6 separate regions of the Mus musculus genome follow, and all the other regions are linked to region 2. The links are chromatin loops, found by intact Hi-C in ENCODE. Cell type or tissue: heart. All regions are shown on one strand. Region 1 holds the start of Rnf216 (ring finger protein 216). Region 2 holds the start of Rbak (RB-associated KRAB zinc finger). Region 3 holds the start of Zfp12 (zinc finger protein 12). Region 4 holds the start of Kdelr2 (KDEL (Lys-Asp-Glu-Leu) endoplasmic reticulum protein retention receptor 2). Region 5 holds the start of E130309D02Rik (RIKEN cDNA E130309D02 gene). Region 6 overlaps E130309D02Rik (RIKEN cDNA E130309D02 gene).

What was found. A loop is a pair of places that touch in the nucleus more often than their neighbours do. Peaks named below come from ENCODE experiments on the same cell type or tissue, not always from the same donor. Only the 100,000 strongest peaks of a DNase experiment are listed, where the experiment ranks them.
Region 1: it touches region 2 in a loop (4-fold over the local background); 6 of 42 quality-filtered maps call a loop at or near these places.
Region 3: it touches region 2 in a loop (7-fold over the local background); 25 of 42 quality-filtered maps call a loop at or near these places.
Region 4: it touches region 2 in a loop (6-fold over the local background); 3 of 42 quality-filtered maps call a loop at or near these places.
Region 5: it touches region 2 in a loop (12-fold over the local background); 7 of 42 quality-filtered maps call a loop at or near these places.
Region 6: it touches region 2 in a loop (2.3-fold over the local background); 20 of 42 quality-filtered maps call a loop at or near these places.

Annotation. Positions count from the first base shown.
Region 1 is chr5:143,110,616-143,114,615 of GRCm38, reverse strand. It overlaps Rnf216 (ring finger protein 216), which reads left to right and starts at 1,596. Exons shown (of 17, transcript NM_080561.4): 1 at 1,596-1,717. In heart, a CTCF peak has its summit at 1,540; a DNase peak (open chromatin) is centred at 1,575; H3K4me3 peaks cover 2,003 bases; H3K27ac peaks cover 1,584 bases.
Region 2 is chr5:143,177,251-143,181,250 of GRCm38, reverse strand. It overlaps Rbak (RB-associated KRAB zinc finger), which reads left to right and starts at 476. Exons shown (of 5, transcript NM_001045482.2): 1 at 476-702; 2 at 1,709-1,765. The coding sequence starts at 1,751. Spdye4b (speedy/RINGO cell cycle regulator family, member E4B) reads right to left here and starts at 234. Exons shown (of 8, transcript NM_001384193.1): 1 at 1-234. In heart, CTCF peaks have their summits at 453, 1,893 (motif pointing left) and 3,513 (motif pointing right); a DNase peak (open chromatin) is centred at 400; H3K4me3 peaks cover 1,671 bases; H3K27ac peaks cover 1,119 bases.
Region 3 is chr5:143,233,463-143,237,462 of GRCm38, reverse strand. It overlaps Zfp12 (zinc finger protein 12), which reads right to left and starts at 2,300. Exons shown (of 5, transcript NM_001289589.1): 1 at 2,084-2,300; 2 at 1,147-1,209. The coding sequence starts at 1,161. It overlaps 4930448H16Rik (RIKEN cDNA 4930448H16 gene), which reads right to left. Exons shown (of 5, transcript NR_040700.1): 5 at 2,715-2,953. Gm38735 (a long non-coding RNA gene) reads left to right here and starts at 2,933. Exons shown (of 3, transcript XR_868668.3): 1 at 2,933-3,329. In heart, a CTCF peak has its summit at 1,833; a DNase peak (open chromatin) is centred at 2,302; H3K4me3 peaks cover 1,742 bases; H3K27ac peaks cover 1,352 bases.
Region 4 is chr5:143,402,136-143,406,135 of GRCm38, reverse strand. It overlaps Kdelr2 (KDEL (Lys-Asp-Glu-Leu) endoplasmic reticulum protein retention receptor 2), which reads right to left and starts at 2,316. Exons shown (of 5, transcript NM_025841.4): 1 at 2,084-2,316. The coding sequence starts at 2,174. It overlaps Gm20635 (a long non-coding RNA gene), which reads left to right and starts at 2,394. Exons shown (of 3, transcript XR_868670.2): 1 at 2,394-2,527. In heart, a CTCF peak has its summit at 2,222; DNase peaks (open chromatin) are centred at 1,645 and 2,335; H3K4me3 peaks cover 2,962 bases; H3K27ac peaks cover 2,426 bases.
Region 5 is chr5:143,313,741-143,317,740 of GRCm38, reverse strand. It overlaps E130309D02Rik (RIKEN cDNA E130309D02 gene), which reads left to right and starts at 2,381. Exons shown (of 6, transcript NM_172726.4): 1 at 2,381-2,838; 2 at 3,342-3,563. The coding sequence starts at 2,647. It overlaps Zdhhc4 (zinc finger, DHHC domain containing 4), which reads left to right. Exons shown (of 8, transcript NM_028379.5): 8 at 909-1,252. The coding sequence ends at 1,199. In heart, a CTCF peak has its summit at 2,312 (motif pointing right); DNase peaks (open chromatin) are centred at 2,290, 2,630 and 2,930; H3K4me3 peaks cover 2,008 bases; H3K27ac peaks cover 1,711 bases.
Region 6 is chr5:143,297,433-143,301,432 of GRCm38, reverse strand. It overlaps E130309D02Rik (RIKEN cDNA E130309D02 gene), which reads left to right. Exons shown (of 6, transcript NM_172726.4): 6 at 1-361. It overlaps Gm52794 (a long non-coding RNA gene), which reads right to left. Exons shown (of 2, transcript XR_003955829.1): 2 at 2,065-3,469. Among named protein-coding and RNA genes, the nearest start is that of Gm52794, 3.4 kb to the right of the region's middle. In heart, CTCF peaks have their summits at 1,538 (motif pointing right) and 2,811 (motif pointing right); no DNase peak of the experiment used is centred here.

The DNA of each region.
Region 1 (4,000 bases), 67 kb after region 2:
CCTTTGGTCTTCCCAGCAAGATCACAAGTTCAAGGACAGGCTAAACTATGTAGTGAGTTCAAGGCCAGTCTAAATAACCTAGTGAGATCTTGTCTCAAATTTTAAATAAAAATAAGAAGAGGGCTGGAAATGTAATTCAGTGATTGACAGCTTCTCTAGCATCTATGAGGCCCTGGGTTCAATCTCAGAAACACACACACATACAACATATACACATACACACAAGTGTACACACACAAGCAAAGACACACAGAGCACACACACAAGCATATACACACACACATACACACAAGCACACATAACATACACAAGCACGTCATACACTCATTTGTATACAACATACACACACATAAGCACAGACACACAGAGCACACACATAACATATACACATACACACAAGCACACACACAGAGCACAAACACACCATATACACACATACACACACAAGCATATCTACACACGCACATCCACACAAGCACACATAACATACATAAGCACAGACACACAGAGCACACATACACACATGAGCACAGATACACATATATACAAGCACACATAATATACACACACACAAGCACACCACACACTCATATTCATATATATATATATATATATATATATATATATATATATATATATATATAACATAAACACAAGCACAGGCACACATTACATATACACACCATATACACATACGCATATAAGCACACATACACACACTCATACACACAAGCATACACAACATATACACACACACACAAGCACACACACTTATACATACACAACCTATAGAAGCCCAGACAGAGCACACAGATACATCATACACATACATATACACACATACAACCACACACACAACTTGAGGTTTTTTTATTTATTTAAAAAAAAATTTTTTTTGAGACAGGATTTCTCTGTGTAGCCCTGGCTATACTGAACTCACTCTGTAGATCAGGCTGGCCTCGAACTCAGGGCTTCCTCTGCCTCCCAAGTGCTGGGATCAAAGGTGTGGACCATCACTGCCTGGCTGAAAAAAATTCAATTTCTATTTTTTATTTTGATTTTATGCATATGCATGTTTTGCCTGCATGTATATCGGTGTACAACTTGCATGCTTGGTGCCCACAGAGGCTGGAAGAGATCGTCAGGGATCTTCTAGAACTGAAATTACAGACCACTGTGAGCTGCAATGAGGGTTCCATGAATCAAATTTGGGTCGGTGCTCTTGAGCGCTGGCCAGCACTCCAACCTTGATTGAACAGAGCTGGAACTTTTACTCTTCACCAAATACCTTGGGAGGAGAGTTGGGTCATTTTACCTTTCTCACCTGGTACAGAGCATCACCTCAAGAGGGGATAGATACGTGATTAATCGGTTGATTTCATAGCTAAATCGGGGCGGCTACAGTGACCCTGTGGTTCAGCTGTTCTTTTGTCTTCCCACAGCAAGGAGGAGTCAAGGTTCTGCAGTCGTGGAGCCTGGATGGAGGCCGGCTAGGCACCCATCTCTATGGTCTCGCTCTCCAGGTCCCTCCTCCCCGACTGTCCGCGTCCCTCTATGGTTCTTCCTGTTATTAGTCGGGAGGGGGCGCTGCGCGCAGGCGCGAGGTGGACGCGGTGGCGAGGCCGGAAGGAACGCAGTAGCGGCCTCGGTGGCGGCGGCGGCGGTCGCAGCGGCGGCGGTCGCAGCGGGGGAGCTTTTCCAGCGGCTGCTTCTTCAGGTGAACTTGAGACTGAACTCCCGGGCGTCGAGCCGCGCTCGCGGAGCTGGGCTGGCTGTGTTGGGGCGAGTCCGTGATGGGCGCTCGCGCGCGCGGTCTCCCGGGGCTGCGGGTCGAGCGAGGAGAGTGGCCTCCCGCCGGGGCGCCACCGGGGTGGGGGCGGGGCCCGAGGGGGACGCGCTCGCGAGCCCCGGGGGCCCGGGGACCCGCGCGGGGGGTGACGGGAGGGGAGCGACGCCGACGACCGCTGGCCTGCCGGCTCCCCTCCCGTCACTTGAGGAAGTTTCTCGGGCCGGCCTGCTGCGCGGGGGGCGCCGAGCTGCTGAGAGACGGTTCTCTGGCGGCTCGCTCTGGTGGCCGCGCTCCCCACCGCGGCCTGGAGAAGCGGAAGAGGCGACCGACTGGCGACTTCGAACTCCAGCCCGGGCCAGTTTGGGGCCCCTTGGAGTCCAAGTTGACGCCTGTCATCCCAGTCTGAGCTCCCGAGTGAAGGGGACTTGAAACTCCTGCAGTCGGGAGTCCCGGTGCGTGGTAGCGGAGAGCGCTCCCGTGCGCGTGGCACCCTGGGGTGAGCGGCAAGACCCACGCTCGAGGGGACGAGGCGGCCCCTCGTGGGGCTCCTCGGTGATCCCGAACTCCTTGCATCTCCAAAGGGTGCAATGACTTGGTATCCTCTTCTCCATTGTGCTAAGTGTCTTGGACGCCATCTCCGCTGGGGTTTGTCTTGGATTCGTTTCTTTTCTTTTCTTCATTTTTTTTTTTTTTTTAATTTTTCTGCATAGCCGAGGCTAGCCTGAAACCTGAAAAGTAGAGGCTGGGCCCAAGGGACTCAGGAATTTGCATGCCTCTGCCCTGGTGTAGGCCACCCCACCACATCTTGCCATTATGTTGTTATTGTTATTGTTATTGTTATTGTTATTGTTATTGTTGAGTCTAACTGTAGCCCTTGCGGGCATGTAGCTCAGAGGTCTGCTTGCCTCTGCTTCCTGATTAAAGGCATGTGTCATTTTTCTCCTACTCAACAGCCGCTCTACCTTTGAGCTCCACTCTCAACTCCTTGCTGGATTTTTTTGTTGTTGTTGTTTTGTTTTTTGTTTTTCGCGACAGGGTTTTTCTGTGCAGTTCTGCCTGTCCTGAAACTCACTTTGTAGACCTCAGAACTCAGAAATCCGCCTGCCTCTGCCTCCCAAGTGCTGGGATTAAAGGCATGCGCCGCCGCCGCCGCCGCCACCACCACCACCGCCCAGCTTCCTTGCTGGATTTTTGTTTGTTTGGTTTGGTTTGGGTGAGACTAATGGATTTATTGTGTTTTCCTTCAGAGCAAGGGTGAAAGAGTATGTATAGGAGCCTGTGTGCATCAGGGTCAAGTTTTCATCCCCACCATGAACGGTGACCTTATGAAAGCTCCGTCTGCTTGTTATTTTAACATGTAGAGAAGGGGCTTGTCACTGCCCTTGCTTGGAGGGAAGGACAGTATTTTTATGACCTTAGCTTATCCTAATTAAGAAATAGCCAAGCTCTGCCTTCTGAGGGTAGAGAAGGATGGTGAGCCTGAGGAGATTGCTGAGGCTCTTGAGCCTGGCTTTTGGACACCTGTGAGCCTTTTGCATTAGCAACTTTAGACTTATCTAAAAAGGACAAGAGCAGCTAGTAAAAAGCTCTTGAGGAGGAATTTAATAAAGTGTGGCTCAGGGAGATTGAAGGTTTATGAAGTCTGCTGAGTGTTTACTAACTACAGCATGAGGTAATGTGCTCTGTGTTTACTGTGCTTGGGGCTCTACTGTATTCTAGATCCTTCCAGACAGGAATTCTCATCTTGTCATCATTTTTGTTTTTTTTTTGTTTTTGTTTTTGTTTTTGTTTTTTTGTATTTTCGAGACAGGGTTTCTCTGTGTGGCCCTGGCTGTCCTGGAACTCACTCTGTAGACCAGGCTGGCCTTGAACTTGGAAATCCGCCTGCCTTTGCTTCCCAAGCTCTGGGATTAAAGGTGTGCACCACCACTGCCGGGCTTGTAGTCACATTATCTGTACAAAACATATCTTGTCTGCCTGCCTGTCTGTTTGTTTGTTTATTTATTTGAGACAGGGTTTCTCTGTGTAACAGCCTCAGCTGTCCTGGACTCCCTTTGTAGACCAGGCTGGCTTCGAACTCACAGAGATACTCCTGCCTCTGCCTCCTGAGTAGGGGCTGTTCTTCCAGAGGACTCAGGTTCAATTCCCAGAACTCTCATGGCAGCTCACAACTGTCTAACTCCAGTTCCGGGGGATCCTATACTCTTTCAC
Region 2 (4,000 bases):
TTAGAGTTTCTGGGCATTAGACGTATGTTCTAGAAACCCACCATTAGTGTTTGTGCCTCCTTCTTTGTAAAGCACAGCTGGTTATTTCTTGTACCTAGTACTTCAAGGAAGTTTGGTTAATCGAGAATGACACTCAGTTTTCTTTCCTTCTAACACAATCTTCCTCTTATTTTAGGAGTCCTGAGCCAGGGACAAGACTTGGGACTTCACGCAGCAGGCCGTTTCTCCAGGCTCAAAGGGAGTGAGGACAAACAAGAAGGTAAGAGCATGGCTGGAGGCAGCCATTGCTCTCAGAGCACCTCCCCCAAACTGCTGGGAGGAGGTAAGTTCTTGCGCGAGGATCCCTAGATGCAGTGGCGCGCGAAGGCGTCTGGGACACAGAGTTTCTGTGCAATTCTTGGGGAGAAAGGAGAGCCTTGGAACTCGGACTTCCGGGAAGATGCTGCACATGCGCGTCGCGGCCTGTGCGCGTGCCCGCGCTTGCGCTGGGCCACTGCGCCGTGGTGACTTCCTGCAGGTCTGGTGTGTCGAGGCTACCTTCCCTCCCGCAGCCTTTGCGTTCGCTAAGCTGGAGTTGCCGAGCCTGCAGGGCCGAGGCCGGAGCTTCCGGGGCGGCAGCGAACAGACTCGGCTGTGCGGGCTAGGGAGGCCTAGCGAGAGCTCGGCGCGGAGGCTGACAGGGGCAGCGGAGACGCCTGCTCGGTGAGGCCCGAGGGCGCAGAGCGATCGGGGCTGCGGGAGGGATGCTGGGCACAGATGGTGCCCAGTCAGTTCACCCGGGCACCCCGCTGTCCCCAGCTTGCGGCGCCTGGGAGGGTCGAGGTGGTCGGGCTGACAGCGGGACAGCTGCATCGCTTTGGGCTGCACGGTCAGTCCCGAGGACAGAGTGCAGGCACTGAAGAACTCAAGGGCTCCAGATTCCCACGGTGTCACTCAGCGTCCATCAGCTCTCTTGCTCTGTCTGTGGTCCCCCCCCCCCCCGAGTCTGCCCTTGAGGCATCGTAATGGTCTAGTGCTCAAAATCTGCTTTTACTTCTTTCTGCTCGTGAAGGAAGACTGAGTCTGCGACAGGTGTGAGACTTAATCAAGGTTGTGTTGAAATGAGTGCCATTGTTTTCTAGTTTCTTCCCTTAGTCCCTTTTTAAGATATGCAGCAGTAACCAAGTTTAGTTGGATAGTTTGAAAACAAACCACGCTTTATCCCTGTTTGTCGGACGTCTATCCATCTGGACCATTTTTCCTTTTTGTGTTTTAGTTTTTTTGAGGCGTGGATTCCTTGTGGCACATATTGTTCTGGTAGTGGGTGATCCTCCCGTCTCCGCCTCCAGAGAGTTGGGATTGCATGTATGTCACCTCATGGAACATGGATCCCAGATATATATATATATAGTGCCCAGAATCCTCATTCACTGTGACATATTTTGCAACAGTTTGAATAGGAAATAAAATAAGTACCCTTGTTTCCCCCACCTTTACACCAAATGCCCGTGGATAAAAAGAAGGCAGCGTAGTGTTCATCATAGAACTGTACCCGCCCCCCCTCGCCTCCCACCCCCCATTCCACCTGTTGGAGTTAGGTTTGTGATTTCCTTCCTATCACCTCTGCAGTGTGTATAAGCTGCGATTTCACTTGGTGGTTCCCAGGCGAGAGACATGTCCCTGTGTAGACCAGTTAATCTCCGATTTCAGCGAGCTTTTCCTCCAGCAGGTCAGTCAGCAGTGTCTACAGTTCCCCCAAGAGGAGCAGAACATGAGCAGATCAAAGGTAAGTTTTTCCCGTTTGTAATTTTTTTTTTTCTGACTCCTTTGTAATGTATTTTGGAAGACTTACTCAAAGGTCTGTTCTTGAATGGTAGTGGAGTGGTCTCTAAAGGGATCTGACGCCCTCTTCTGGCATGCAGGTGTACATGCAGCAGAGCATCCATACATAGAATAATTAATAAGTAAGTAGGATGGTCGTGGAGAAAGGAGTGAATAAAGGTGATTGTAATATAAAATACACCCGAGTGGCAGGCTGTCATGACCTGTTGTGTAGGCAGTCTGATAACTTTAGGCTAATGGAGTTACTTGGCAGAGTTAGAAAAAGGAAAATCGTATCCATCCCATCACCTGCAGCTGCTCGTGGGAGGTGCCGTTTTTTGTACCTTATAGGAGGCAAAGACTTGCTAGGATTTGGACATCTTCCTTTAGTCAGGTTGGGATGATTTTTGCATTTTGAAAATTTACCTTGACAAGAGCAGCTTGAGGGAGAAAGGGCTTATTCTGCTCACAGTGGCAGAGTACAGTCCACCACGGTGGGAAGGGCACAGAAGCTTACTTTGAGGAAGCTGAAAATGTATATATTTTCTGAAGTCAGGAAGGGAAGAGGAAAGCATGCCCACCATGATGGACAGTACTCTGGAACATAGAGTCATAGAAAAGTTACAGAGAAACAAAAGAATTATACAAAGAAATCTTTCATTCCGTTTGCTCCAAAGTTGCATTTTTTAAACAGTTTTTAAAAAATTTGTTTTGTATGTGCCTACATGTGTGCATGTGTGTGGTCCAGTATGCACGTGAAGGTCAGAGCACAACTTGTGGGAGTCCGTTCTCTCCCTCCATACAGGTCCATAGAACTATGGAGTCATACATAGAATTATAAAGTCTCATACATAGAATCATAGAGTTTCATATGCAGACTCATAGTCTTGTACACAGACTCATAGAGTCTCATACATAGAATCATAGTCTTATGCATAAATAAATCACATGGTTTCATACAGTGAGTGCTCAGCCCACCTTGTCTTTGTATGGTCCAAGATCTAAGCCAAGGGAATGAAGCCGCACACAGTGGGCAGGCTTTCCTGCCCCAGTTTACCTCATCAAGAGAATCCCCCACAAGAATGACTGACTAGCCCTTGGTCTATTTCTCCAGCAATTCAGAGTCTCATCACATTGACCACTGAGATGAACCATCAGTAGAGGTGGTGAGTTCACAGAGGGGAGTACTTTGCTCAACTTAGGGAAACAAAAAGCCTGTCCAGTGTGGATAGCGTTGAATGGATGTCCTGGTTTGTCTGATGCAGTCTTGAATTGGATCTATATTCCTAATAATTCCATGTAGATGGTCTTTTATTTCATACAGAGGTTTTCTTTTAAACAGTGCATCTGTGATCTTATCACACAGCTGTCCAAGAAATCCTGTACTTTAACCATGAGCCCCATGAGATAGCTCTGCAAGGACTCTGCTGGAGAGTCTGCTGTTTGTTTTGGCTGCAGACCAGTATCCCCTAGATAAAGTTATATGACTCAAGGCTGTGGTTTCTCTTCTCCATAACTCTTCTCTGTACCTAAAAGGTAGCACTGAGAAATTCCTGTGACTGGAATCTGCCTTCCACTGCTCTTAGAAGAATGGAATGTGGTTTTCTGTTTCTTTTTTTAAATATGTATTTATTATTTTTGTGTTGATAATTTGTGTGCCTTTTTGAGTTTCTGTGTCCCGTGTGCATGTAGGAGCTAACAGGCCAGAAGAGGGCGCCAGAGCTCTATAACTGGAGTTACCAGGCAGTTGTAAGCTGCCAAACATGGGTGCTGGGAACCGAACTCAGGTCCTCTGCAAGAGCAACAAGCACTCTAACATGGGTGAGCCATCATGCTAACCCCAGGACTTTGGTTTTTGAATTGGGAAGATAATCATATGTGGTTAGTAACTCCTAATTTAAAGTTGGCCCTCCCTGTCACTGTCAGAAGCTGCCTGCAGGAAAGTGCCACCTTGGTGTCTTTCCACCTCCCTTTCTGCCCCACCTCTACGTCCTGGTGCTTGTCAGTCTGTCCCTTTTCTGAGGCCCCACCTTTCCTTGTATGTCTTACTCTAGTAACACCTTTGGGCTTCGATTCTATTCTCTTTTTTTAATGTTACATGTTATTACATGTTTGCGTTGAAAGCTGAAATAAACTCTACAAATGCTTGTTGACTTTCAGACGAAATATGCAGAGCTCAAGGAGGTGAAATCTGGGCCAG
Region 3 (4,000 bases), 56 kb before region 2:
AAGGGTATTTGAGGGTAGAAAAAAAAATCAAATGGGTCTGCCACTGAACGTCGTGGTCATTGAAAGTCATCACCAGGGCCAGGGATGGTGGCATATACCTTTAACCCTGGCTGAAGAGTTCCAGGACAGCCTGAGCTACATACCCTTTTTGAACCAAGCAATGACGCAAAAACGAAGAAATTGAAACAAACCAAACAAAGAGAAACTACACAGACCGTAAGAGAAAAGTGAATTCTTTGGTGGTGGAAAATGGATCTGAACGCATTGCATCCTCAGAGAGTTCCAGGCAGGGCAGTGGAACAACAAAAGGGAAGAACAGGAGACGGTATAACGACAGGCGGAGAGACCACTCAGATGCATGGGGTCCGTTAGGTGGGGACGGTACAACAACAGGCGAACAGACCACTCGGATGCATGGGTCCGTTACGCGTTGTCTGGACATACTCCAGAGATGCTCAGCAGGCGCTGGCTGACCCACAGGTAAACCAACACAGAGCCGCTGGGGAAAGCCAGGAGGGCCAGAGGTAAGTAGGGCAAAAGATCCACATGGGAGCAGGAGAAATTCTAAATCCAGGGACAGGGCAGCAAGACAAACAGCACAGAAACAGACAGAGGAATCCACAGAGACTGCTAGAGACAGACAGGTCAATAGGACGTGAGTGTGTGTGTATGCCTGTGTTAGAATACCACTGGAGATCAAAGAGTACAGCCCGTCATAAGCCAAGGCAGCAGGAGCCACATCAAATCCACAATCAGGAAACAAGAGAGGGAGGAAGACATGTTTGCTGGTACTCAAGTCTCTTTCTCCAGTTTATGCTGTCCAGGATGCCCAGAGAATGGTCTTGTCCAGAACAAAATGGGTTTTCTTACATCAATGAATGTGATCAAGACAATCCCGACAGGCACGTCCATAGGCTCATCTCTAAATATAGTCAAGGTGTCAACTACAGCATCCTGAGGACTTGGTAGGGGCTATGCCACCTACAGATATGCACTCAACCAATGCTTACTACTGTCCACTACTGTTTTGTCTGGTTCTTTTATCTCTTTCTGTTTTATCTATTTTCCCCTTTAAAGTCTGATCTCTCCTTTGCCTCTTCGAGTGTAGTAAACCAAACTAGACAACGGAAACAAAGCCAGACTTACTAAGGATGTATTCATCTTCCGCTGCAGTAGGAAAAGTCTGTAGAAGGACTAATGCAGCCGGGTCTGGGGAAGGAAAAACAACGTCATTATGAGTGGGCGTGGAAAGAGGGGAATCCTGCACACAAACCTCCTGGAACATTCCCAGAAGAAAACCGGAGGGATGGTGGTCTCACTGGCTGTCAGAAAGGACTGGAGAATTGCAACTGTGCGTTGGGACTTGGGGGGAATGAATGAGTGCAGCTGACGAGGTGAATTAACAAGAAATGAACAAGAAATGCTAGTTAAATAACTGCCATTTACTAAGGGATACAAAAGAATACTCACAAGCTGCTCTGAAAACAAAAGTTAACCTGGTGGGAACTGTATTTATATACAATTACGTGATACTGTGACCACGACTTTAATATGACAAAAGGAACGCCGTCGGCCCGGGACTTAGCACTCCCACTAACAAACCCTCTGCGTGACCTCGGTTATGTCACCACTATCGCAGACCCACAGTCTTCCCCTATGAACAGACGCAAACACAAACTTTTCCTGAACTAGACCACAGGATGCTGCAGGGAGAGGATCGGGAAAACTAACAGGCACAGCAAGGGTGCCGATGGCGCCCAGTAACATCATGAGACTTAGAAGCCCTGGGAGGCAGGGATGTCAAGTGAGGTAGGAGTTTGGACAGCGCCTCTACAGCTCAGGTCACTGAACTGACCGCTCCTATGCCCACACGCCTCATCCTCGGGCCATCTAGACAGCCCAAAGCCATCAACACGACCACTGCTACCGTCCCGGATCCCGCACGCTGAGGACAGGAGGGGGCCGAGGCATCGCGCAGGCGCTGATCGCTCAGGCCTCGGCAAGCGGTCTCAGGCCCCCCTGCAAGCCATCAGACGGACCCAGCCTCCCTCTCACGGCCGCGATCTGCACCCTCAGGCCTCACCTAGGAGGCCGCGCCGGGCCCGGGTCTCGCTGCCCCCGTCAGCCCGGCCCTCGGCCTCCCCGGCCTGCAAAGCTGCGTTCGCCTGCTGCCGACCCGGACGCACCGGCCTCGGCCCGCAGGCTCGCGACTCCAGCTCGCGCAAGTCAAAGCTGCGAGCGTAGAGACACAGACCGCAGGAAGCCAGGCCAGCGCAGCGGACGTGCGCTTGCGCGAGCATGCACACAAACAGAAGTGCGCACGCGCAGCATGCGTGCCACTGGGCTGGTCCCTGTGGTCTTCCTTTCATCTTTGGGGAGGGGCCGCCCAGAACTCTTAGGCTTCCAGGGATCGTCGCACAAGTCTCCTCCTCGTTTCAGCAGCTTGTGGGTACCGAGCTGAGAGCAACAGTAACCTTCGTGATTTTCCTCACTTTGAACCTCCAGGAATGGCTTGAGGGGTTATATCCATTTACCCAGACCTCTCCCAGCTTGGTGCTTTTAGATAAAAGGCAGATTCTAACAGATGAAAGAGAGAGGAAAAAAAATGTGTCACGCTCTGTTTAACTGAAGTGCTAGAAGTTTCCATCAAACATTTAAGTATAAGAAGTGTCTACCACCTCTTTTAAAAGAAAGAAGACAAAAACAGTGGCTTTGCCAGATCATACAACAAATGCATAAAAGTTCTAAAAGCACCAGAAGGCACACATAGAAAGGGAGAAAAAACGTGTTTGTCAAATGACTTCTCCAACTTGATGTTTGCAGTCCGGCAACAATGCTCAAACGTGGAACCCTATGGTCAGTCAATTCCTCTCAGATTTCACCGGCCCTCCTGAATAATGCAAAAGTGCTCTTGTCCTATCTGCTTCCAAAGTTGATGGAGACACAACAGAAGCTGCAGATGCAAAAAAGGAAGGAAGAGAAAACACAAATGATGGGTTTCTATATCACACATCTAATGCACAGAAACTAAAAAGAGAACCAGAAAGAACTCACAGAAAGAAGGAAAATAGCTCTCTGTTAATTGACCTCTGAAAGGTGACATTTGGGGCCGGGCGACAATGACAGTTTTCAGAGATGGTACAATACAATGAACATTCCATCGACTTCTTACAGAACTAATGCAGCAGTGGTCTTGGTCTAATTCTTCATAAAGACGTTGGCATCAAAACTAATAACAAAGTCTACCAAAACAGAAAGTTCTCTGCACCAATGCAGAGAGTAACGTTTTCTTCCCAGAAGCACCAAGCACCTTGGAGCGCCAACCCTAGGTAATAAACTGCTGAGCAACCAGCAGGAGACAGAAGCATCACGAATCCCTCTCAGATGCTGCAGGGCACACATGGTCTCAGGAGAAAGGGTGAGCCCTCCTCCTCGGAAGGCCTGCACTGCCATGGGGCACCTTCTCCCAGGTTCTCACCTCACCTGGTAACTGAGGTGCCCACCTGAGCTGGCTCCTATCTCTTAAACCAAAAGCTTCCCTTCCCCATGGCAAGCAGGGGTTACGTCTCTGAATGAGGGGCCTGGGCTAAACTCCCCAGGTGACAGGGAGATAGGAACACTCTTTTCTCCAGGTTTACATTGCACAGATGGGACTCAGGCCTTTCAGAAAAGGAATTCCTTGCTTGCAGTGAGGACATTCAAGCTCATATAATTTTTGTATTAAGAAAAGGGGCTGGAGAGATGGCTCAGGGGTTAAGAGCACTGACTGCTCTTCCAAAGGTCCTGAGTTCAATTCTCAACAGCCACATGGTGGCTCACAACCATCTGTAAAGGGATCTGATGCCCTCTTTTGATGTGTCTGAAGACAGTGACAATGTACTTATATAAATAAAAAAGTAAATTAAATAAAAAAGGAAAAGAAAATATTTCGGTTTGTACAAACATGGAACAAGCAGTCAGCAGGCTGAGATGCTTCTGCTCTGCTCAGATGCAAATTGAG
Region 4 (4,000 bases), 220 kb before region 2:
AGTTCCAGAAGATCTCACGCCCCTCTTCTGGAATCCAAGGGCTTCTGCACACTTGTAGTAAACTCACACAGGCACGCAAAAAATTAATAATTAAAAAAAAACCCTGTTTCTTGGGGCTGGAGAGAGGGTTCAGCCACTAAGGGTACTGCTCTTGCAAAGGACCTGAGTTCAGTTTCAGCACACTAGGCAACTCATAACTGTCTGTGACTCCAGATCCAGGGGAGTATGATGTCTTTTTCTGGTCTCCACAGGAACCAGCACTCACACAATTAAAAATAAAATATATCTTGACTTGGCAGAAGAACATAAGAAAGAAGACAAAGAGACTTAGAGGTTTAGAAAGACAGCTAAAGACTAAAAGTAGCACCCAAATCCAACAGCAAACGTGACAGAACCACTGGCATCAAATGTGCAAACTCAAACTGCTCAGGCCGAAACAAAGGTTAATTGGAAATTCCAAATTCATTACTGCTTATGCGTCAATCCTGGCTTCATCGAAAGCCTGCTAACCTGCCTAAGACTCGGTTCCCTCATCCAGTCCGGGGACCGTTGACATGGTTATTTTAAGTACTGCCTGAGAGGAGCGCTATAACACTCAGCTGACTACTTAATGCACACCTATCGCAACTGAAGCAATTAATTGACTGTCATTCTGAATCCCACACTGGGCTCCCAGTTCACCTCCCAGTCAGATCCCCTGGTTCAGTACAAGGACTTTGTGACGTCCACTTCGATCGGGCAAAGGTCTTTTGGGTTGTGCTTACTTCCTGGATCTCAACTATGTTCCAGGGAGAGATGAGACCTTCAGAGAGCAGAGTCAAAGGGGCGGTGCTACTTTAGATGAGGTGTTATTAATAAACCAGATAGGTGGCGTCTCCATCACCCAGGGCCTTTAGGACTTCTATTTTCTGCTGTCTCTGAAAAAAATTAAATTTGAGTTTACAAAGTTATTTCATTTGGGGACATAGCATTAAGGACAGTATTTTAAGAATATATTTATTTAATCAATCAATTAATTAATGGGTTTTTGGGGAGCAGGGGGTGTTTTTGGAGACAGGACCAGCATGTAGTCCATTCTCATTTTGAATTCCTGAACCTCAGGTTACCACCTCTCGAGTGCTGGGATTACAGGCAAGCACCATCACACTCACCAAGAACTTATCTAAAACTTGTAAGATTCCTAATATTTAACGAAAGGCAGAAGTCCACAGCTATTATGTGAGGAAAGTTCACTCTACTGCCTCTCTGCAATGTAGTTTGAGGGAGGTACAGCGCCAACTCAATGGTGACGTGGAGCAAGGATACTAGCCGAGAACAGAGGCCTCTGTGGTACCCAGCGCTGGCAGTTTAAGAGAACCAGTTATTAGACGGCCACACTCAAGGATGAAAAACTAGCTTGCTTCTCAGAGTAACATGAAAACTATGCCAAGCAACTCACTTAAAAGATCCACATCTCTTTTTATGACGCATGAGATCCCGAACCCCAAGGCTTGAGTTGTAGCCTCATCAACTGTAAGCACAGGCCAGACCTGACACCATCCTGCCCCCACATCCCATCCTCTGCTTGTCCTTGAAGATAACAGAATGAATAGCAGGATGCCCCTCTTCCTCCAGCCAGCCCCACCTTCGCGGGTGGCCTGGCTGCCACGTCAGGCCCAGCTAGTCTGTGGTCCTATCCATCCTCCTCGAGCAAGTCTCCCATTGATTCCTGGGGACTCAGAGGCGCCCCCCAAAAGTCCCATGGAGAGGGACACGCCCACTAGAGCCCCACAGATCCCGTGCTAAACTTTTCAGATGCAGCAGGACGCGGGGGCAGTTACGCCAGCGCTCGCTGAGCCAGGACGGATCAAGTTCGCGAGCGGACCAAGCGCAGAACTGGGGGGCCCAGAGCTGCGACGGACACCCCAGCCCGTGTGCACACTCGGAGGGGTTTCGTTGCCCGCCGAGCAGGCCGAGATGGGTGTGTCTGGCCATCGCAAGCCCGGCACAAAGCCTCCGGAACGACCGAGAGCCGAATGGGTCGGTCGAATGGGCCAAACGCGCGCGCTCCTGCCCCGCGCGCCTCGCCCCGGCGGCCGCTCACCAGCACAGGAGCGCGTCTTCCAGATCTTCAGCAGTAGGATGACGATGGCCGCCAGGTGGGACAGGTCCCCAGTCAGCCGGAAGATGTTCATGGCGGCGGCGGTCGGCGCGGCACAGCGGCACCGGAGCTAGGCAGCGACTCGGGACGCGGCGACAGCAGCCCCGGAGAGAGGAAGCGGCGAAAGATGGCGGGAGCGGGCGCGACGTGGCCAGGGACGTGGCCGAACTGCCGTCGCGCGCGCGGGGCAGCCTGGGAGAGCGGGCGACCGCTGGGGCCACGCCCCCGCCACGCCCCTTAAAGGCCCAGCGTCGGTGAGCAGCCGGACTTTACATCCCGCGTGGACGGTCAACTGAGGACCCAGAGTCCTCCGCAATTTCCGTCTCCAGGGTTTCCGCCTAGGTGCCAGCGATTTCCTTCTCTAAGTTTTTGAAATGCCACTCAGTTGTGAGTATTGTCTTGTTTTTTTTTCCATTCCCTACTAAGATAGCAGAAATACCTATCTCAGAGGCATTGCGAGGGTAGAAAGCAAGATTAAAATTTCTGTGATTAAGAACTCCAGCTTCTCTTGTATAGGACCGAAGTTCGATGCCCAGCTCCTAACCTCGGGGAGCTTACATCACCTTTAACACCAACTCCAGGGAATTCATTGCTTCTGGCCTTTGAGAGCACCTGCACGCCCATGCACACACCCACACACAAACTAACACACACATTTTAAATAATAATAAAAATAAGTCATAAGAAATCTGTCAAAATCTATTAATTTTTATTTAAAATTACATTAAAATTTTGTATTAGGGATGGAGAGCTGGCCCAGTGGATAAGAGCAATTGCTGTTCTTCTAATAGACCTGATTTCGAGTCCCAGCACCCACAACTGCAGACTCACAACAGCCTGGAACTCCAGTTCTATCTGACACCTCTCACCTCTGAGGGTGCCTTCATGTGTGTGCGCGCGCACACACACACACACACACACACACACCCCTGAAACAATAAAAATAAAAATAAAAATTTATTTGTGGACTGTGTGGGCACATCCAGTCAGGCCCAGTTCTCTCCTTCCATCTTGTTGGTTCCTGGGACTAGGCTCAAATCTCCAGGCTTGGTGACAAGCCCCTTTAGCCGCTGAGCAACCCCACCACTTCTTTTTCTTTCCTCTCCCTCCTCTTCCTCTTCTTTCTTTTTGCTTTTATATGTCTGTTCACACGTGTGTGTGCACATGTGTAGGCTGTGAGGCCAGCTATTTCTAGGACCTTCTAGATCCTGTTACACCTTATATATTGAAGCAAGGCATCACACTTGAACCCAGAGCTTGCTGATTTGGCTAGTCTAGCAGGCCAGCTTGCCGAAGGGATCCCCTGTCTCTATCTCCCAGGCTTCAACACAGCCTAGCATTTATGTGGGTGCTGGAGATCTGGGCTGTGTTTCTCGCAGACATGTGTCAGCAATCTTTCTGGATTTACAGTGTTTCTTGTTTGCCATTTAAGAAGAAACTTGGAGGCTTAAATGATGGAGCAGGGTGGGAAGATGGGGCTGAAGCACTAACCCATGCGTCATGGGTTACCTTGGAGATGGCTCAGTTAATAAAGCAGTCACTAGCCATACATGAGGTCTGGAGTTCAATCCCCAGCCCCCGATTAGCCAGCTCCTTACTATTAATGTTAACGACTTAATTTTTAAGTTATTAAATAAATAACTTAAATTAGCAAAGATGTTGGGGCTGGGGCCTTCATGTGCAGCCCTGGCTGCCTGAGCGAGAGAACTATCTGACAGACAGACAGACAGGCTCTACTTACACTAGCACCAGAAGTCCACAGAGAGCTTAAGAAAGCCACATAATGCTGGGCGGTTGTAGCACATGTCTTTAATTCCTGCATTCAGAAGGCAGAGTCAGGTGGATCTCTGAGTTCAAGGC
Region 5 (4,000 bases), 140 kb before region 2:
GTGCCAGTTCCCAGATGTGGCCTGGCCTTAGACCCTCACCATCCTCGTGCCATAGTCACACAACATACCAGGGAGAGCCCTGAGCCTTTCCGTTCTCACTGCGCACCAATCCACAGTCTGAGTTGACGTTAATTGCTTCTTGGTGTGCTGTACTGTGACTGACCCAGAGTCTCATTCTTCCTCATGCACAGCCATTTCGTTTGTTATTGTTTTGTTTTGATGTCTTGAGTCAAGGCCTTACTCTGACTTGGGCTGGCCTCAAACTTGCCAACCATTTCAGCCTTGTGAGCGTTATGCTCACCAGCCTGCACCATCGCTCATGCGCAGAGATGCTGGAGGGGCGGGTACTGCTGTCAGCACTCCTGGCCTGCTGTTCCTGTGCTCGGTGGCTTTAAAGAGACAGTCCTCGCAGGATTTTAGTTTAATGCACGAGCTGTCTCCACATATTTGTCTGTAAACAGCAGACTGGCAAAGTACTGTCTGTGTCTTGAGTGACCTTTCTGCCTGTGTGAAAGTTATCCTGCAACAAGCTGTCACACACACTAGGCTCATGCCTGGGCTGCCTGCCTGTGTCTGTGTTGACTGTGACTCAGATCTATGTTCCAAGGGTCAGATTTGAGGCAACTGAAGTGCATATGTGTGTGTATCTGTGTGCTTGCACTTGTGCAATACATGCATGTGACAGACAGACAGGGAGACAGACAGAGACAGAGAAAGAGAAATAGGGAATTTTGAGTGTGGGGCCTCATGAATGCTGGGGCATTGGCACATTTTTCAGCTGTATATACTGCCTGGTGGGTCAGATCTGATGCAGAAGGTCAGCTGAGTGATGAGTCTGCACCACAGGGTCAGGGCTGGTGCTCAGGCATTGAAGGCTATTTGCTAACACTCTGGTTTTCTGCCCACAGCATCTGTTCCTGGCATTTCCAAGGATTGTCTTCCTACTGGGCTTTGTCATCGTTTTGAGCATGCTCCTGGCTGGCTACTTGTGCTTTGCTCTGTACCTGGCTGCCACCAACCAGACCACAAATGAATGGTATAAAGGCGACTGGGCCTGGTGCCAGCGCTGGCCTCTGGTGGCTTGGTCCCCATCAGCTGAGCCCCGGATCCACCAGAACATTCACTCCCACGGGTTTAGGAGCAACCTTCGAGAGATCTTTCTACCTGCTACCCCCAGTTACAAGAAAAAGGAGAAATAGAGCGGAAGTGCCCTGCCTTTTAAATACAGTGCACACCTATTTGTACACATGGATATTTGTTTTCTCATCATTGTCTGTGTTGGTTTCTGCTGTGTGGGCGTGAGTGGGCTTTAGTGGGGAAAAAGAGATGGGAAGCTAGGCTTGCTGAGTTCTCGTGTCTCCCAGGGCAGATTTCCCTCCTGCCTATATTCTGCTAGATCCAGTAACTTCTGAGGTCCTAGTGTGAGAAGGGTCAAGAGATGTCCAAGGCTCTGGGTGACAAGGAGGCCTTTGCCTCTTTCACTGCACCCTTGGGCGCCTGAACTAGGACCATAAAGTCTGTTCCCTGATGTACAAGAGAGTCTCTGGGCTGTGCCCAGCTGCACTCTCTCCCTGGTCTGTTCTTTCCCAGGCAGGGGCCCTTTATCATCTTAACTAAATCCTCTCAGCCATAGGCCTCTTAGTCATTGTATTTGTGAGCCACACGCAAGACTTTTCCATTCTGTTTAAAATCTCTACTCCCCGATGGGCGGTGGTGGTGCACACCTTTGATCACAGTACTCAGGAGGCAGAGGAACGTGGATCTCTGAGTTTGAGACCAGCCTGGTCTACACAGTGAGTTACAGGACAGCCAGGGTTACACTGAGTACCCCTGACTCGAAAAACCAAAAGAAAAAAAAAAATCTCCAGTCTTCATTAACAGCTAGTTTAGTATAAATTGTAAATAAACCATCGCCCATAGATTGTATAGAAATCTTGAGCTGGGGAGTGGGAGTGTTGTAGGGTGGGAGGGTTTTCAGGAACAGGGAGCACGTGGGCTAAACCTTGTACTAAGATTCCCATAGTCCTCCTGGGCTGGGCTAGAGCATAGCAGTTAAGAGGGTCCAGGAGTCAGGAGAGAATTTGGAAACACTGACCCTGGAACAGAAGGATCAGGGCGTGGGGGTGCTTACAAGCATCATTTGTCCTAGTAGTCGCCCCACTCCCGGGGGCGATCAGAGCACGTCCTGGTTGGAGGGGAGCATGAGAAGGCTTGGGTGCGTGGTGCCGGCTCAGAACACCTCCGAGTGTCTGATAATCAAACACCTCTGAAGCCGGAGAAACTCTTGCGAAGACGGCGGGGCGGGGCCTCGTGCTTGCCCGTGCGGGCTTCACCGCCAGGGGGCGCCCACGAGAGCGCGCGGCCGCAGCCCGAGCTTGGCCCCTGCGGGCCGCCGTCGCCATTCAGCCGCCGGTTCGGCCGAGCGGCGTCGGCTCCCGCGGCTCTGGGCGGCGCCGCAGTCGGACCCCAGGATACTCGCTGGCCCGTGGCGGCGGCGGCAGCGGCGACGATGGTCCCCTGAGCGGGTTGGCGCCTGTTAGAGGCGGGCGGGCGCCGCGACCCTGCCCGCGTCGGGGCCCAGGCCGGTCGCGCCTCTTTGTCTCCGGGCGGAAGTAGGACTCGCGGCGGGGACAGGGCGGCCGCACCATGAGCGACATCCGCCACTCGCTGCTGCGGCGCGACGCGCTGAGCGCCGCCAAGGAGGTGCTGTACCACCTGGACATCTACTTCAGCAGCCAGCTGCAGAGCGCGCCGTTGCCCATCGTGGACAAGGGCTCCGTGGAGCTGCTGGAGGAGTTCGTGTTCCAAGTGCCCAAGGAGCGCGGCGCGCAGCCCAAGGTGCCCGCCCCGGCCGTGCCCTCGCTCGGTGACAGGAGCTCGCCCCGAGGTCTCGCTCCTCTTTCCGCTCCCCCGGCCTTGCAGTCCAGCGGCGTTGCTCAGCCGCGTGCCCGTTTCGCAGGCGTGTGACAGTCGCCCACCAATGAATGATCCGGGGTGGTGGCTTTGTGAACTGGCTACTTAACATCCCTCTGGGATGTCGCTTAACTAGATGCAGGGTTTTTTCCTTTGCTTATTCATAGAGTTAAGCCCCCCCGGGCTTAGGCTTCTGAAGGGTGAAAAAAATACACCCTGGGAAAAAGAATAGATCTGTTTTCCTTTTTCAAACACTGTCTTTCTGTGTACCATGTATCTCGGGCCAGCCTGAAACTCATTATCGGCTAGACTCAGCCTCGTGTGCGCTGGGATTCTAAGCATCCACTTCCCTAATCTCTTAGGGTGGGAGCTAAGGGGCAGGTGGAGGCCCTCTTCTCACAGCTTCTCTTCCGGGTTTGTTTTTACAGAGACTGAATTCCCTCCAGGAGCTCCAGCTTCTTGAAATCATGTGCAGTTACTTCCAGGAGCAAAGCAAGGACTCTGTGCGGCAGATCATTTTCTCCTCCCTTTTCAGCCCCCAAGGGAACAAAGCCGACGACAGCCGAATGAGCTTGTTGGGAAAGCTGGTCTCCATGGCCGTGGCCGTGTGTCGGATCCCCGTGTTGGAATGTGCGGCCTCCTGGCTCCAGGTACTGCTCTCGAAATAGCGTCTCCCACAGTCTCCGTAGACAGGATAACAAGAGTTTGGATGTTCGTAGAGGTCTTTTACACGTGCGTGATGTCATCGATCATCCCTGCCTGGGTGCTACACCCAGTCCCGTTTTTTTTATGGAGCAAACATTTTTTTTGTTTCTTTGATTGACTTTTTTTTTTTGAAAAAAGAATTTGGTATGTAGCCCAAGCTGAATTCAACCCTCATGACCCTTCTACCTGAGTCTCTTGAGGATTATAGGGTCCACGTGTCTGGCTCTGGAATTGTAGCCTTCTTGTACACAAAGTAGTAAAATTAGGATTTGTTTCATTTTGAAACAGGTTCTGATTATGTAGCCTGGGCTGTCCTGGATCTCAAAATGTAGACCAGGCTGGCCTTGAACTCAACCCAGACCAGGTGTCTCTGCCTCCCTAG
Region 6 (4,000 bases), 120 kb before region 2:
TCAGGAATGTGAAGTGTCTCTGCCACCAACAGCGTTTTCTGCAGCTCCATGAGCTCAGAGTGCAGAGGGTGAGACCCAGCTCGTACGCAGTACTGGGCACAGCTCAGGGACACCTGTTGGGATTCCCCATCACCTTGGAGAGGATCTGTGTCTTATGGGGGGTGGGGAGGCGGGTATCTAAATTTTCCTTTCATGTGTTCAAAATAAATTTTTCTAAACAGTTTCATAGGCATTGTGGGGTTTTCATTTTGTGGTGCTGAGATTCAAGCTCATGGCGTGCACCTACTTAGCAGGCGTGTTTTCAGTGAGCTATACCCCAGCCCTATGGAACATACATCTTTAATTAAATTTTAAGGATTTGATGTGTGTGGATTTCATGTGCATGTATGCCTGTGTACCATGCGTGTACAGTGACCTTGGAGGCCTGATGCTTGTGTAAGTCCATGTGGGTGCTGGGGAACTGAACCCAGGACCTTCATCAACTTTCCACTTTATACTGTTGAGACGTGATGTCAGTCTGATCCCGTGGCCTGCTCTTTATGATACTGTGGTGTGTGTGTGTGTGTGTGTGTGTGTGTGTGTGTGTGTGTGTGTGTGTGTGTGTGTAAGGCAGACATGCAGGCTACCCTGCACATGTGCAGGTCAACTTGGAGAGTCGCTCGGGTCATCGCACTTGGCTACATGCTGCTTGGTTACAAACTGCTGGACTGTTTCAGGCTTCAGCAAGCCCGTCACCACCCACACCACACTGGGGTTCCAGGTGACGAGGGTCGAGCTGAGCCCTTCTCGCAGGCCCTGGGCGTCGCCCTCAGATCCCCACGCTTTTGCAGTAAGCAACCCCAGCCGAGCCGTTCCCCAGCCCGAGCTACTTTGGACCAAAACTTGGACCAGATTCAGTCTCCATTCGAGCCGGGTTTTGGCCTCTGCCCAGACTGGATGCACAGATTGCTTCTGCCCTGCGGTCAGTCCTCTCTCGGGTAGCAGGGATGTACTTGGACCCTAGGACATCGTTGGAAGGGATAGGCTTGTATTCTTACTAACTTTAAGGAAGGGACACTCATGTCCCTGTGCCTATCAGAAGTGACAGCTGTCATGGACAAATGGCAAAGCAGGACAGGATTAAATGAAAAGTGAAGAAATGGAATCTCGAAGACTAAACTGGAAGACAGCGCCAAACCAGACAGCGCAGGAAAGCTGAGGGGGCGTGGGGAGAGTGAGAGAGAGAGAAGAGAGAGAGATCTCCCTGTCTTCCCATGTGGCCATCCCAACATCACCTGATTTAGAATCCTTCCATATCCCCCAAAGGCGCTCCTTACCTCAGCCCTGCTCGTCCTACACCCAACCTTGGGCAGCCTCATCTCCCTTTTCTCTATGGATTTGCCTTTTCTGGAAATTTCTTATCTGTGGACCAGTGCAGAATGTGGCCTTGTGTCTGGCTTCCTTTACTTAGTGTGAGGTTTTCAAGGGTTTGGTTTTGTGTGTATCATTTTGCCTGCCTGTGTGTCCGTTCACCATGTGTGTGCAGCAATACCCTCAGAGGCCAGAAGAGGGCACCAGATCCCCTGGAACTGGAGTTACAGGCTGGTGTGAGCCACCTGAGAATCTGAATTGAATGTCTTGGGTTAACCATGGAACCATCCTTCTGGTATCTACTTATTCATTTATTTAGAGAGGACATCTCATTGAATAGCCCCGGGGGGCGCAGAACTCAAATATCTGTCCGTCCTGCCTCCCAAGTTCAGAGACTAAGTGTGCAACCACACTCTGGTAAAAGAGTATGATTTTAATGCTTTAATTATGCATATATGTATGTGTCTGTGTGGGTTTGTGCATGCGAATGCAGTGTCTGCAGAGGCCAGAAGATGTCAAATTCCCTGGAGCTGGAAGTAGAGGCATTCGTGGGCCTCCTGACTTGGGAGTCTCGGCAAGAACAGCATGTGCTCTTAACACCGGGTCATCTCTGGACGCGCGCTTTCTTTTTATGGCTGAATCCATTTCGTATATAAAATGTGAAATACCAAAACAAAACAAACAGAAAAACAAAAACAATTTTGGTCTTGTGTGTTGTGTGTTTCTGATATGTGTTTATTTATGTGTGACTTTAGGCACATGTATGCCGCAGCACACTTGAAGGTCAGAGGACAAATTGAGAGTCCTCATCTGGGACCTGGGGTTTCAGACTCGGGTAGATAGCCTTTACCCACAGAGCCATCTTTCTGGCCCATCCACCTTAATTTTGAAACAGATTCTCTCACTCAAACTAGTGCTCAACTGTCTCACTAAACTGGCTGGCCAGAGAACTCGAGGTGGCTCCCCTTTCTGTCCTCCTTACTGCTGGGGCCACAGGTATACAGCCCTGGGCCTGGCTTTTACGGAATGCTGGAGTCTGAACTCAGGTTCTCACGCTTGTGTGGCAGGTACTTTACTGAGGTGTCCATATTTCCAATAGCCCCAGATTGACTAAGTCACATGGATGCGTCCCGAAGAAATGGTAGCAGGTGTCCTGCAGGTGCTCCCAGTGTGATGGCAGAGTCCATGTAAATGTGAAACACATTCTTAGAAAGTTTAAAATGGGGCTGGAGAGATGGCTCAGTGGTTAAGAGCACTGACTGCTCTTCCAGAGGTCCTGAGTTCAAATCCTAGCAACCACATGGTGGTTCACAACCATCTTTAATGAGATCCGGTGCCCTCTTCTGGCCTGTAGACATACATGCAGGCAGAACGCTGTATACATAATAAATAAAGCTTTAAAAAAGAGAGAAAAAAGTTTCAAATGTTGTCTATCCGTACACATGTGAGTGCCATGACCTGAGAGGCCAGCAGGGGGCATCGGATCCCCTGCAGCTAGAGTGACAGGTGGTTGTGAGTCACCTGACTTTGGGTGCTGGGACCCAAACTCAGGTCTTCTCCAAGAGTAGCACGGACTAACCACTGAGCCACCTCTCCCCATTCCATTTTTGATTTTTATGAATATTGTCATCATGGCATTTGACGATAAGTGTTTGTGTGCACTAGTCAGTTTTCTCGGGATTCACTGTGCATGCACACAGGCTGAGTGCAGAATGTTTTTGATACGGAAAGAACCCTGCTTGAGTAGCTAACATAGGACGGCTGGGTTTCTTCCTGTGGCTGGGATCAAACACCCTGACAAGGGCAACGTAAGGGAGAAAGGGGGCCTTTGGCTCAGGGTTCCGGGCTCCAGTCCAGCAGTGTGGAGAAGCCAAGGCGTCAGGAATTGGAAGCATCTGACCACATCACACCCACAGTCAAGAGCAGAGAGAATGAATGAATATGCACAGTGCCCAGCTCACTCTTCAAGATCCAACCCAGAGCTCAGCTCATGGAATGTGGGTGGGTCCCTCCATCACAGCCCAGTTAAAGTCGCACACCGACCCGCAGGCCGACCTGTCCTAGGCAATTCCTCATGGATGCTCTCTTCTGAGATGACTCTGGAGTAGTGGTTCTCAACCTGTAGGTTGAAACTATTTTGAGATTTAGCAAGCCTTTCAACAGAGGTCTCAGATAGTCCCATTACAGTTCATAGCAGTAGCAAAATTACAGTTCTAAAGTAGCAACAGAAATAATTGCATGGTTGAGGGTCACCACAGCATGAGGAACTGGATTCAAAGCGGCCATCACGCAGGCCAGGCAAGTGTAAACACGTAAGCCTTTAGAGGCTGCTCCAATGGTGCCAATGCCAGGAATAGACTCCAGGAGGGACTGAATGCTACCCTACACTGGAGAACATAGAGCTGGTTGCTGATAAATTAGGTGTCTGGGCCAGGTGAGCGTTGACGAGTGTCACAATTTGAATGCGAGGTGTCCCCACAAGTGTGCGTGTGTCTGCACACTTGGTCTCTAGCGGCTGTTTTAGGACACCGTACAGCCTTTGGGAAGTGGCGTCTAGACAGAGGAAGGTCAGTTTCAGGAAGGTGGTCCTTGGGGCTTATAGCCACACCCCATTCCTGTCCAATCTCTGTTTCCTGATCCTCCCAGATGT